Linked DNA regions of Mus musculus: region 1 is linked to region 2. Evidence: chromatin contacts called from ENCODE POLR2A ChIA-PET data. All regions are on one chromosome and are shown on one strand. Each heading gives the region's core, a stretch centred on a gene start or an enhancer-like site at or near the end of the contact. The rest is flanking DNA. Distances are from core to core; before and after follow the strand shown.

Evidence for each region. ChIA-PET counts read pairs that join two places held with the same protein, here RNA polymerase II (POLR2A).
Region 1: POLR2A ChIA-PET joins it to region 2 with 42 read pairs in Patski. The contact joins two enhancer-like sites. POLR2A ChIA-PET finds 5 or more read pairs at or near these places in 4 of 5 experiments (Patski and embryonic stem cell).

The regions. Positions count from the first base shown.
Region 1 is chr15:77,880,905-77,886,964 of GRCm38, forward strand. No RefSeq gene overlaps it. Among named protein-coding and RNA genes, the nearest start is that of Myh9, 42 kb to the left of the region's middle. Within about 2 kb of position 1,995, at least 2 of the 3 ENCODE cell types and tissues checked have a DNase peak (open chromatin) inside an H3K27ac peak, as active enhancers do.
Region 2 is chr15:77,797,728-77,803,932 of GRCm38, forward strand. The region is part of intron 3 of Myh9 (myosin, heavy polypeptide 9, non-muscle); the gene reads right to left. Among named protein-coding and RNA genes, the nearest start is that of Myh9, 41 kb to the right of the region's middle. RefSeq lists an enhancer at 33-3,572. Within about 2 kb of position 1,569, at least 3 of the 3 ENCODE cell types and tissues checked have a DNase peak (open chromatin) inside an H3K27ac peak, as active enhancers do.

The DNA.
Region 1 (6,060 bases), core at 745-3,244, 84 kb after region 2:
AGAGCTGCTTAGGGGATGCTTCCTTCCGGTTTCTGTGGGTACCAGACAGGCACACATGTGGTGCACAGGCATCATGCAAGTGAAACAAACACTCGAGCACATAACATAAGATAAAAATAGTTATCATAATGAAACACTTGAGATCCTCCTGCCTCAGCTTCTCAAGTGCTAGAATTACAGGCTGCATCACTGTCTTTTTATAATTCTTATCTTTTTAAAAGATTTAGTGTATGTGTGTGTGTGTGTGTGTGTGTGTGAGAGAGAGAGAGAGAGAGAGAGAGAGAGAGAGAAAGAGAGAGAGAGAGACTACATGCTCTATCTGCAGGTACACCTGTACGCAAGAAGAAGATATCCGATCCCATTACAGAAGGTTGTGAGCCACCATGTGGTTCCCGGGAATTGAACTCAGGACCTCTGGAAGAGCAGTCAGTGCTTTTAACCCCTGAGCCATCTCTCCAGCCTCTTCTTGTTATCTTTTATTGTTATTTGGATTTTAACCAGAATTCTGGGTCACACAGCGAGCTGCGTAGTGCCGATTGACACTAGAAAACACACCCTTGGTGTGAGAGGGAGAGGAGCCTGAGAAGGGAGCCTAATGACCAGGGTGGGAGCCTTGTTGCTCCCTGGTGACAAGAGAATCCTGGTGTCTTAGGGTTTTCATTATCATCATGGTGGGAAGCATGGCAGCATCATGGCAGGTATGACGCTGGAGGAGCTGAGACTTCTACATCTTCTTCCAAAGGCTTCCAGAAGGCTGTTTTCAGGTAGCTTGGAGGAGGGTCTCAAAGCCCAACTTCCTCCAACAAGGCCACACCTCCTAATAATGCTACACCCTGAGACAAGCTTATCAGACCACCACAGCTCCACTCAGAACCTCTGTTTCTTCATCTCTTCATCTAGAAGATGACTCATGCCCCGTTGGCTTCTTGGTTTGTGTAAGGATCAAATAACATTAACTGTGTGATTATGTTCCGCAGATTGTAAAAAAAAAAAAAAAAAGTCCCCGTAACAGGCTTTAATAAGGCGTGGCTCTGGGTCATTGGCATGAGTCAGCAAGTGAGGGCTAAATTGTGGAGTCAGGGTGACTCCCTAACACTCTCTGCATATGGTTCCTGGAGGCTCAGGGTGGTCCTGTGAGCTGCCCAGAGTCTTACTGCTTGCAGAGCCGAGTTTAAGGCCCTTAGGTAGAACCAAGACTCCCAGACTCTGCCCCAGTATGCCTGCTCTCCCTATCCTTGCCCAGAGCAAGCTGCTGTGCATCTCACTGCAGAGATCTGAGTACCCACTGACCCCTTTCTGATTACAGGGCCATCCTGAAACCTTACAGAAGGGTTTTAGAAGTTGGCTTATCTTTTCAGTCAGCCTCCCACTAGTAAACCACCTTTCCAAAGCACAGAAGCTCTGAAAACCAGACACTCGACAAGGGACACTCGTCACTGTGTCCTCTTGGAGTCCACCTGGCCTGGCCCTGCAGACCTGCCTGGCTGCCTAGCTTCCTGTGGCCTCCCCTCCCCTCCCATCTAAGCCACAGCCCTGAGCCTCCTTGTCTCACTGATCTAGCCAGGCTGGTACTTTTCCCTTCCCCTTCCCCAGGGGTACCGAACCTCCTGCTTAAATTCAGACATTCTGGTGTCCGAACGCAGCTTTGCACTTATCTGCTGTGTGTCCTTGCATAAGTTAGTTACCCTCTCTGATTTCACCTGTGATTTATGCAGTCACAATCACAAGGCTGTGTGAGGATATATGCTGGTGTGGCTGGCTAACGAAGTGCCCCACCCTGTGCTTGAGCTCCAGGCTCCCTTTCCTGAGGTCACAGCATAAGTGACCCTCTATCACACTCCCTGACGCTGCCTTCACTCTCCCACTCGTATAAGGATGGAATACCCCCTTAATGCCAGACTAGCCTGGACATTTGGAGGAGGATAGCCGGCATCCGGCCAGGCCTGTTCTGTGGATGACCCCCCTCCCCCTCTTCCTCCTCCAGCTCCCAACTCCCAGGGCTCGATGGGGTCAGACCTCTTCTGGCAGGCCCGGGGTTGCCCTGTGCAGTTCTGAGGGGCGACTGACCAACAGCAGGGAGGGCGTTGAGAGCCTGGGAGGGGTGTCAAGTTCCTTCTTCACACGGCTCCTGTGGGTCTTGCTGGTGCTGACCAGGAAGAAAAGCCCAGCCCTCTTCACTGGGAATGCGAAGAATTTCTTAGCCCCACTAAGAAGGAAGGGGCCGAAGCCTCTTCTCCCAGGCTCCAGAAGGAGCCAAATTGTTTACTAAAACCGCAGCCTGGAGAGGTCCCAGGGCACCAGGGGGTCTGGGGAACTGGGTAGGTTTTCTGGGTCTGACTCTCCGTAGGGGAGGAACCAAGAAAGTCAACCAGTAGCGGGGGTGGGGTGGTGGGGTGGGGTGGGGGTGGGGGTGCATGGATACCTAGGAGGGAGGGCAGCAGCTCTGTCTGGTTTCCCCGGCTCTGGGCTGGTCTCATGCATGCAGACAGCCTGGGACTCTGACTCTCCTAAGTCTCTTCTCTCTTCTTCCTGCGTCCCTTGCCTCGGGCTTCACTAGACACACGCCCCCCCCCCTTCATGGCCTCTGTTGGCAGCTGAGAGGCCATCCATGGTCACTCTGGTCAGTCCTTACCTGTCCCCCTGGTGTGGGGAGGGGAGGTTTGCTCTCCTTGAGGGCAGGGCCTTGTCCTCTGCAAAGTCCCTAGAGCCCTGTGGAACCACAGGGCTGGTCAGATGACTCTGCTTTCCCAGAAACTCTGCATCCACTCTCTTCCCCTGATACCCTGCGTCCCAAACTTTGTTCTTCTTCTCTGTCTTTCCATCTCCTCCCTGGCCTTCCTCAACCTCGCAGCCAGGGCCGCAGTACTGACTCCAGTGTTTGATCAGCTGCCTGGCGGCAGGGAGGTGGGGAGCCTGCACTCTACTGCCTCTGACCCACAGCCAAGGTCAGCAGGGCTAGCCTCCAACCTCTGGAGTCACTCTTGAAACACAGGCCCTAATCTAAGGGCCCAGGCCTTCTGGACTATTCTTAGACTGTCTTCCCTTTATCCGCCATGGCCTTGTTCTAAGAAGTCTCCCACATACAGACCCTGGAGGTCAGTTTCCCGGGGCTCAGGTATCAATCAGTCAAGGGACTTGGAACCAGTGGGTCACAGAGACAGAGACGGTAGGCATGCGGGTAGAGGACCAGAGACAGCAGTGCACTGGAGCATGTGATGCAGGACTTGGGGGAGTGTACTGGCAAGAGGAACTCCAGGGCTTGGGCAGAAGCTGGCCACCCCTAGAATGTCCGCCCCACTCCCATCCTTCACTTGTTCCCATCTGCAAAGCCTCTTTACCAGGCAAGGCAGCAAACCCATATGTTGTGCTTTATTAAAAAGAAAGAGTCTCCGGGCAGTGGTGGAGCACGCCTTTAATCAAGCACTTGGGAGGCAGAGGCAGGCAGATTTCTGAGTTTGAGGCCAGCCTGGTTTACAGTGAGTTACAGGACAGCCAGGGCTATACAGAGAAACCCTGTCTCGAAAAACCAAAAAAAGAAGAAGAAGAAGAAGAAGAAGAAGAAGAAGAAGAAGAAGAAGAGGAGGAGGAGGAGGAGGAGGAGGAGGAGGAGGAGGAGGAAGAGGAGGAGGAGGAGGAGGAGGAGGAGGAGGAGGAGGAGGAGGAGGAGGAGGAGGAGGAGGAGGAGGAGGAGGAGGAGGAGGAGGAGGAGGAGGAGAAAGAAAGAGTGGAGGATATGTTCAGGAGCCAGGAGCCAGGTATGGTGACTGATGTGGGAGGGAGGGGTGTGCCACTGCAGGCCCATGCTGACACATCCCTTCCCCCTGAGGTACCAGCCATAGGACTACATAGTGTAGAACAGAGTTTATTTAGGGCATGGGAAGGGGAGTAAGGAAGGGAGTGGAAACAAAGGGGGAAGGGGAATGGAAACAGAGAGAGAGAGAGAGAGGGGAGGCCATTTAGGAACTCATGGAAAGAGGTTGGCCTTGAACTCAATACATAGCCAGATGACCTTTAACTTCTAATTTTCCTACTTGAACCCCTGAGTGTTGGATTGGGAGTCAGCACCACCACGCCCAGTTTTAGGCAATGCTGGGGGCAGGGGGAGGGGTATCTAACTCAGGGCTCTGTGCAGGTTAGACAAGGATTCTACCAGCTGAGCTACTTTCTGCCCCCTCCCCAACTCCAGCCACAATTTCTTTCTAACCCAGCCCTAGTCCCTTCCCTAGTCTGTGTCTTTAATCTGCAACAGGCCAGACAGTGCTGGGGACAAGCCAAGAGCCAGAGTGACCTGAAAATGCAGAACCTGGGTTCGAATCCTGACTCCGCCTAGAAAAACATAGCAACCTGGAACCAATTCCTCTCTGGTGTCAGATCCGGATAATTTCCAGCCCCATTGCCTGTCTGGGCCTCATCTCCGGTTGGCAGTCACAAAGCTGCAGTTACTTAACCTCACAGCACAGTTAGCCACACCTTTCCCATGAGGCAGCACTCCAGAGATACAGTTCCCCAGTCAGCCAGACCCACCTTGGTGTCCACAGAGACTCGAGTCCAGAGGAACTTGACACATGACAGCAGCCCCACAAACATCTCCTCCCGTTCCTCCAACCAACACATACAGTCAGTCTACAGTCATTGAGACTCAGAAAGGTTAAGTGAGTTGTCCAAAGTCACACAGCAAGTAAATGCCTTAATACTGGTTCTAGTTCTTCCATTTAGCTTTTTCTACTTGACCCAGAATGCCTAAGTATGGTGCAGTGGGGGCAAGGAAAGAGGGCTCACCAGATTGGAAGCCAGAACAGCAGGGTGACACAGGAGGAAAGGGCTGGGGAGTCACTGTGGGCACCAAGGTTAAAGAAGAACTAGTGGGGGCTGGAGATATGGCTCAGCGGATAAGAGCACTGACTGCTCTTCCAAAGGTCCTGAGTTCAAATCCCAGCAACCACATGGTGACTCACAACCATCCATAATGAGATCTGATGCCCTCTTCTGGTGTGTCTGAAGACAGCTACAGTGTACTCATATAATAAATAAATAAATCTTAAAAAAAACAAAACAAAAAAAACCTTTAAAAAAAAAAAAAAAAGAAGAACTAGTGAGGATTTCCTCCACCTTCATCCAGTGAGCCACAGGGGTGGTGAAAAGCTCGAAGGCTCTGAGCTAAGCATGTGTAGGTTAAAATTCCAACATTACCACTTCCCTAGGAAACTGGCTGGCAAATGATGATAATGGCCTATGGCCAAGTCTCAGAGTCCAATTCAGGGGAATGAGACTGGCCAGATCATCCCAGGAAAACTGCGAGGCTGCTGTTATTTACTATGCCCAATCATTAGCCCAGGGTCCTGAAAATCAGCCTCATCCTGAGGAGCCCTGGCCAGGAAACTCCATAGGTGCATGAATACATACACATGGAGCACACGCACGCATGCACATTCACACACACACACACACACACACACACACACACACACATACACATACATGCTCGCACACGCGCATACACACGTGTATCAGCAATATAAAAATGCAAAAAGAAATAAAATGGTGGGCATTGTGTCACAGGCCTTTAATCCCAGCATTTGGTGGGCAGAGGCAAGCAGATCTCTGAGTTTGGGGGCAAATCTGGCCTACAGGGTGTGCTCCAGGACAGCTGGGGCTACATAGGGGAACCCTGTCTCAAAGAAACAAGAGAAGAGGAGGAGGCAGAGGAGGAGGAGCCAACCAAACAGCTGTTAAACTCGAGGTTCAGCTTTGGGTTAGGAGGAGGGGAAAGGAGGAGGAGGAGGAGGAGGAGGAGGAGGAGGAGGAGGAGGAGGAGGAGAAAGGAGGAGGAGGAGGAGGAAGAGGAGGAGGAGGAAGAGGAGGAAAAGGAGGAGGTGGCTTGGAATGTCCCCCTCCCACATGGAGGCACTCATTTCCTGAAGTCACCATCTCCCTGCCAAAAGGAGAAGGGGCAAGGGGCTTACTATCACAAAGGGGGAAGGAACATTTGATTAATTAAACCACAGGATGCTGTTAAACTTGAGGTTCAGCTTGGGGTTAAGTCTATCCTGACTCATACAT
Region 2 (6,205 bases), core at 319-2,818:
AAAGCTAAGCTAAGATGGTCAAGCTCCAGGAAATACGCCAACCTCAAACCGTACAGTTAATTAAAGCAGTTGGACCCAGCCCCCGGCAGTTTGGCAACATCAGAACCGCAGTGAGGTACCTGATGGTGACGCTTCACAGCACAGCATACACTGGCTATCCACCCTACTTCATGATTATTTTGATAAATATAACACACAAAACAAACCTGGTGCTGACCCTGTGAGTACAGTAAACTAGGAGGCCACTGTCATCTCGATGACAGAGCAGCCGTGACCCAAGGAGGAGATGAGGGAGCAGGAGAACCGGTCAGGGGCACTGGTGGCCACTGGCCATCATGCTGGCACTCCTGCTCTCTCACAGGCTCAGGACCCCATGTGACAAGGGTGAATGACTCATAGCTTTCTGTGTGCATGGCCTTGGGACATAGACTTAGTCGTCCAATGGCAGACTGACCGGGCAGATCACCCGCCCTCCTGTAGGTGAGCTTTCTAGCCGGCCCAATCTCAGCAGCACACAGTGCTGAGGACACACAGCCATCCCTATTCTATCAGGACTCATGCAGGAAGCAGGAACAGGAAGCCTTACTTCCCACACAGGCAGCAGCTGCCTCTGCCCCCAGCTGCAGCCTTCATTCTAATCTCCCAAGAAATAGCCACCAAGCCAGGCACTTGGGAGCCGCAGCAGAACCATTTGCTGTGGACTAAGGCCAGGCAGGGTGAACCATAAAGCTGACAAACCAAAACCAAAAAAAAAAACAAGAAAAAAGGAAACCATCTTGGAATGGGAGCCCCATCATCCCACTCACACCAATACCACCCCACCTCCCTGAGAACTACTCAGACAGAAGTCGAGAAGGGGGCACTCAACCTTCCTTCCCCTCACCCTGTCCCCCCACTCCCCAAAATGCATTCTTCAAGGCTGCCAGACAAGGACTGAGCCAGAGTGGAGCAGAGCCTGGGTGAGATGGCAGGAGGGGCTGGGGCCAGGCTAGAGGAGAGCTGGTTCCACCCCTTCTTCCCCAACAGCAGTGTGGCCCGCGAAGCTGAAGCAAGCATCTCTGTCATCCCAGGCCCTGCCCTCCCCCAGCAGCTCCCTGTGGTCGGCCCCAGCTGTGGCTGCAGGCGGGCATGTTTAGTCACCGCTCCGGAGCAGGCAAGAATGTACCTGCCTGTGCTGGCGAGGCACGAGCAGAAAGTGCCTGGTGCTACCATAAAAGGAAACATTCTCCATTCCTTTCAGAAGGCACTGTTTCCCAGGGCTGTCCAGGCCCAGGCCCTGGATGACTGGAATTCCTTTACGTGAGGAGGAGTCAGAGAATTATTCACTACTGAACAGGAAGCAGGGTAGCCAACCCACACGGACACACATGCACAAAAGCAGAGACATGTAGGCAGACGCACAGAGTGTGTGCCCTGGTGCACAAGAATATGTGCACAGACATCAAGCAGGAACTCAGTGCACAAAGCAGCACCTACACAGACTCCTGTGTGTAAATAGATCCACAGCATGCTATATACTTATGTACACACACATACAGGCCTGCATGTGCTCCAAAAGCTTAAAGCTCGGAGCCAGACTCATGAGACCTCTGCCTACCTAGGACCCTTAGCTCTGCCCCTTGACCTGACCTCTCCGCTGCCATTGCAGCCCAAACACAGGCTCGGAGGAATCCCAACCTGCTTCCTCAGACCCTGCTGAGCCACTGCTTTCAGAGATGCCCTACCAAGAGGCCTCCTCCTCCACCTGAGTAAGGCCCCCAACACTGAGCACGGAGAAGCCACCTGCTTAGAGTGACTCACACAGCCTCTAAAGCCTCAAGAGCCTTCCAACACTTTCTGGAAGTTGCAGTCTGACACCTGACCTCCTGGGTGGCCAAAGGACACCCTCAGCACTCAGGAAAGGCGGGTGACTCTTTCACAGCACTATGTTTGAAATCTGCTCCTGAGCTCAGGGCATCCCTTACAGATAAGGAAGTCCCAGCAAGTGGTAGGCCTAAGCCAGCTCATTCTGCTGCCTGCCATCCTATGTGTTCAGTTAGGGACATGGACACACACATGGGGACAAACACACACACATATACAAACACGCACATGCGTGCGCACCCAGCACTCAATAACCTTGCCTCACACTGTCATCTCTGTGGCTGAGTACACTCACAGGCCTCCGGAAGCCATTTATTTCTGCCCAAGTCCATACTTGGTCCTATGCGGTCTAACAGTTTATCTGAAATGCCCTTTTGTCTTTTTTCTACCCTGGGACCTGGAAGGTAACAGCCACCAGCATAACCTTATTCAGACACAGGCTCTGAACCACCAGGACCCCATCTCAGAGGATGTGGGCTGAGATAGGGCTGTGAGTCTCAGCCATGGTCTCTAGAACTCTCAACAGCCACAGCCTTTCCTCAGTCAGAATCTTGACAAAGCCCTGGAGCAGGGGACATTGGCTGGCAGAGAGCAGTTTGACTACTATTGGTCCATACACCCAGAGCAGTTAGAAAGGAAGTCATTAGCCCTGCCCTTGACCTCTGGAATGAGCAGGGTCTGTTCTGAAGACCTGTGGCAATAAATGCCTGAGGCCTACTCAGAACTCTTTCCTTAGCCACCCCCACACTACATCACCAAGCTCCTAGCAGAACCTTCCAGAACCGCAAAATAAATAAATAAATAAATAAATAAGGCTTGCATGAGTTAAACACTCAGCAGTCAAGCTCTTGCTGCCCCTGACTATATATATTTAAACCCAGAAGCCCCAAGGCTGGGTCCACAGAATGACATCAGAGCTGATGTGGCCACCCTGAGTGGACAGGTTTCTAGCCAACTCAGAAGACCACCTGAGGCCTGGGCAGGTGTTTCATCCCAGGCATTTGGAGTCCTACACACTGGGGGAGGGGAGCAGACACACTATGGCTCACTTCCTGTCAGAGGAGCAATGGCTGATTCTTGTCCATAAAAGGCTGTGAGGCTTGAGACTACTAGCACAGTGGTGACATCAGCCAGACAGGAAGTACAGGAGGAAGGGTGCAGGCAGCTACTACAACTGACTCATGGCTGGGCTCAGAGAGTGTACCTCCCTGGAGGAACTGTCACAAGGCCATAACTGGCTGAGTGCCTCCCTGAGGGAGCTCATCTCCAGGTCCACTGGGTTCTCTGGAGCTGAGAAGCAAATGTCAAGGCAGGCAAACATGCCTACCCAAGTCAGCACTCTGACAGGCAGCCCCCTGCGAATGTGCTCTGGAGAAAATTGCACAGCAGACCTGAGGACGGCTTACTGTGTAGGCAAGGCGACTGGCTCACCCTGAGCAGACACTGAAACTCCAGCGTCACCTCTCAACCCCATCTAGACTTCAGGAAGCCACGGCACAAAGGATTTTGCAAAGCATGTGAAATATGGGGCTCCAGTTCAAAGCTAGAGGTGGGAAGGCCTTAGAGTGGCCTGGGGATAAGGCCACAGATCCTGAGGGACCTGATGATTTGACTGAGAGAACTCAGGCCTTTGTCCCAGTAAAAGCACCAACAGGCTGGGTCCAACCAACCTCTATGCAAAGGCCACGGCCACTCACGATGAGAGCCTCTGATGCCATCTCCACAGCCTGATCACAGCTTGGGTGACAGGCTTGGGAAGCAGACAGAAAGGCGAGAAGAGAGGGTGTGAAATACCACTTCCTACTGATTAGCAGAGGTTGTAGACAGGCTGCAGAGGTCTTCTAGCAGACTCCAACGGACAACCCTTTAGGAAGGAAGCCCCTTGGGGGATGGAGAGTGACTCAGTGGTTAAGAGCACTGACTGCTCTTCCAGAGGTCCTGAGTTCAATTCCCAGCAACCACATGGTGGCTCACAACCATCTGTAATGGAACTTGATGTCCTCTTCTGGTATGTCTGAAAATAGCTACAGTGTACTCATATACATGAAATAAATAATCTTAAAAAAAAAGGAAGGAAGGAAGGAAGCCCTTTGCCATGGTCCCCCAAACACAGAGCGTGGTCCTGGACACACAGGTAGCTCACCGAGCAGCAATGCCCACTAGACAGATGATGGACTTGGGCCCACACCTACACTCTTCAGGCAGCCCTCCCTGCCTGGGTGATTAGAACAAAGCTCCAGAGATGACCTGCACTGTGCTGAAGCAAGCAAAGCCCTAAACAAGCTTTCTCTGGGCCAGATGCACCAGCAAAATTGGACTCTTCCCACTTCTCTGCCAGCAAAGCTGAGACAAAACGTTCTCGATGGCAGCCCACCTGGCACAGGCATCTCCAACAGGTTTCTGGCCTGGAAATCCAAAACCACATGAGTGCCCACTACCCATGACAAATGCACACCCCGCTGCCCCACCCCACCCAATAAGCTCAGAAGCATCCGTTAGAAGCATGAGGCTGGGGACGCCGCCTTGAAAATGCTGGGGCCTCCAGCAATCTTGCCAGTCTACTAAGAGGTATGCTGGAGGCTGCCAAGAAGAGCAGGCCATAGGAGCACAGTGGCACTCCCTCACCTTTCAGAAATACACCTACTACTGTATTTCTGGACCAGGTGAAGGTGTACAGACAAGACTATGAACAGACTATAACCCCCACCCCCACTCCCAATCTCTACTATCTGAACACCAAAAACATCTTAGGTCCTTGGGAGTCAACCCTGAGTTGGTACCCAGATCAAGATTGCAGGAACTTTATGTATGCAGGCTGCTCACTTTGACTTCAGGAAATTATCTTTGCTCATCTGATAGCTTTACTCCTGAAAGCCAATAGGGAAAGGAAAGCGGCTCTCTGCTCTGAACAGAGCACTGTCTGGCCCTAGTACACTGACTAGGCCATAGCCCTACCACAGTCTCTGCCAGAACCTAGGAGGGCAGGACACACACTGGTACAGCAATGCCGACAGCAGGCAAACATGGTCTGCCCACTGGATTTTACAGTGGATTTTTAAAAGACAAGTTTTGTGTATGTGTATGTCTATGTGCCTGGTGTCCTCCAAAGCCAAAGAGGGCACTGGACCCCCTAGAACTGGAGTTACGGACATTTGTGAGCTACCAAGCGGATGCAAGGGACTCAAACCCTGGCCCTCTGGCCCCTACAGATGGATTTCTCAAATTTACCTCTGCTGGATAAGGGTGCACTGACTCACAAAATCATGAGGTCAGCTTTCCAGTAGTTACTCTCAAAGTAGCTTTGCTGGCCCAGATCAAAGCATGAGTCGAGGTGGGAGCTGTTGAGTTTTGGTGAAAACCATAAAGCTGAGTTGTGAAAAAGAATCTATTGAGCTAGGGATATGGATCAGCAGATTACTTTATTTGAAAGTAATCTACTGGGTTCAATCTCCAGCACAAAAAAAAGAAAAGAAGCCAACAAAAAGGACCTATATATCACCGCTCGTCTTTAGAGAGCAGAGCCTAGATGTGAGACCACGAGAACAGGTAAGATTATACAGTAGCTCACTCCAGCAGCAGACCTGCCATCCAGGGGGCAGCCATGAGCAGGCTCCTAGCTCCACAGTGCCTGAGGGAGGAAGAGAGACCTGGAGCTCTCCTAGAACACCACAAAGGCTACTATCAGCCCAAGGCCTCACTTCTGCAGGGCTGAGGCCCCTCTGAAATACCATGCAGCCAGTGAACAGACTGGAAGGCAGTGTCAGGACCAGGCGTTGGAAAGGTCCATGGAAGCTGTGTATTCAGTCCTCTACTGCCCCGTCCTCTAGTACCTGGCACACAGGCCTGCACTGCCCTACACCCACTCCTGAAACTCTAGCCTAGCCATGCTGGGTGGAGCTTGAAAGGCAGAGACAAAAATGAAGACTCTATAGATGGGCCAATTAGCTAGTGAAAGAGCAAGGGTCCTGCTTTATCCAATCTAAACTCCATTGTCTTCCCAGAGACAGTCCCTCTTGTTCACAAGGCTTTTCCCTACAGCTGAGGCTAAGAGGCCCAGCAGACCCTCGAATGTAGCCTACAGAGTGCTTTGTGGGCTTCTAAACCCCAGGGCACATCACTTCTGTGTCGCTGTCAGAAGGCCCCCATCCTGTCATCTGGTACTCCTAGGTACCAGTCAGCAGTCTGCCCAGCAGGACCTATGGTCTGCATGTGTAGATGGTCTACAGTGTACAGGACACAGGAGGCATGAGGCTAGCCCTGTGTCACACAGACACTGAGCATGGCCCTCCTCAGGAAAGCCACACTGTCTCCTGAGGCACACGATCAGGCACAGGGCTGGCTC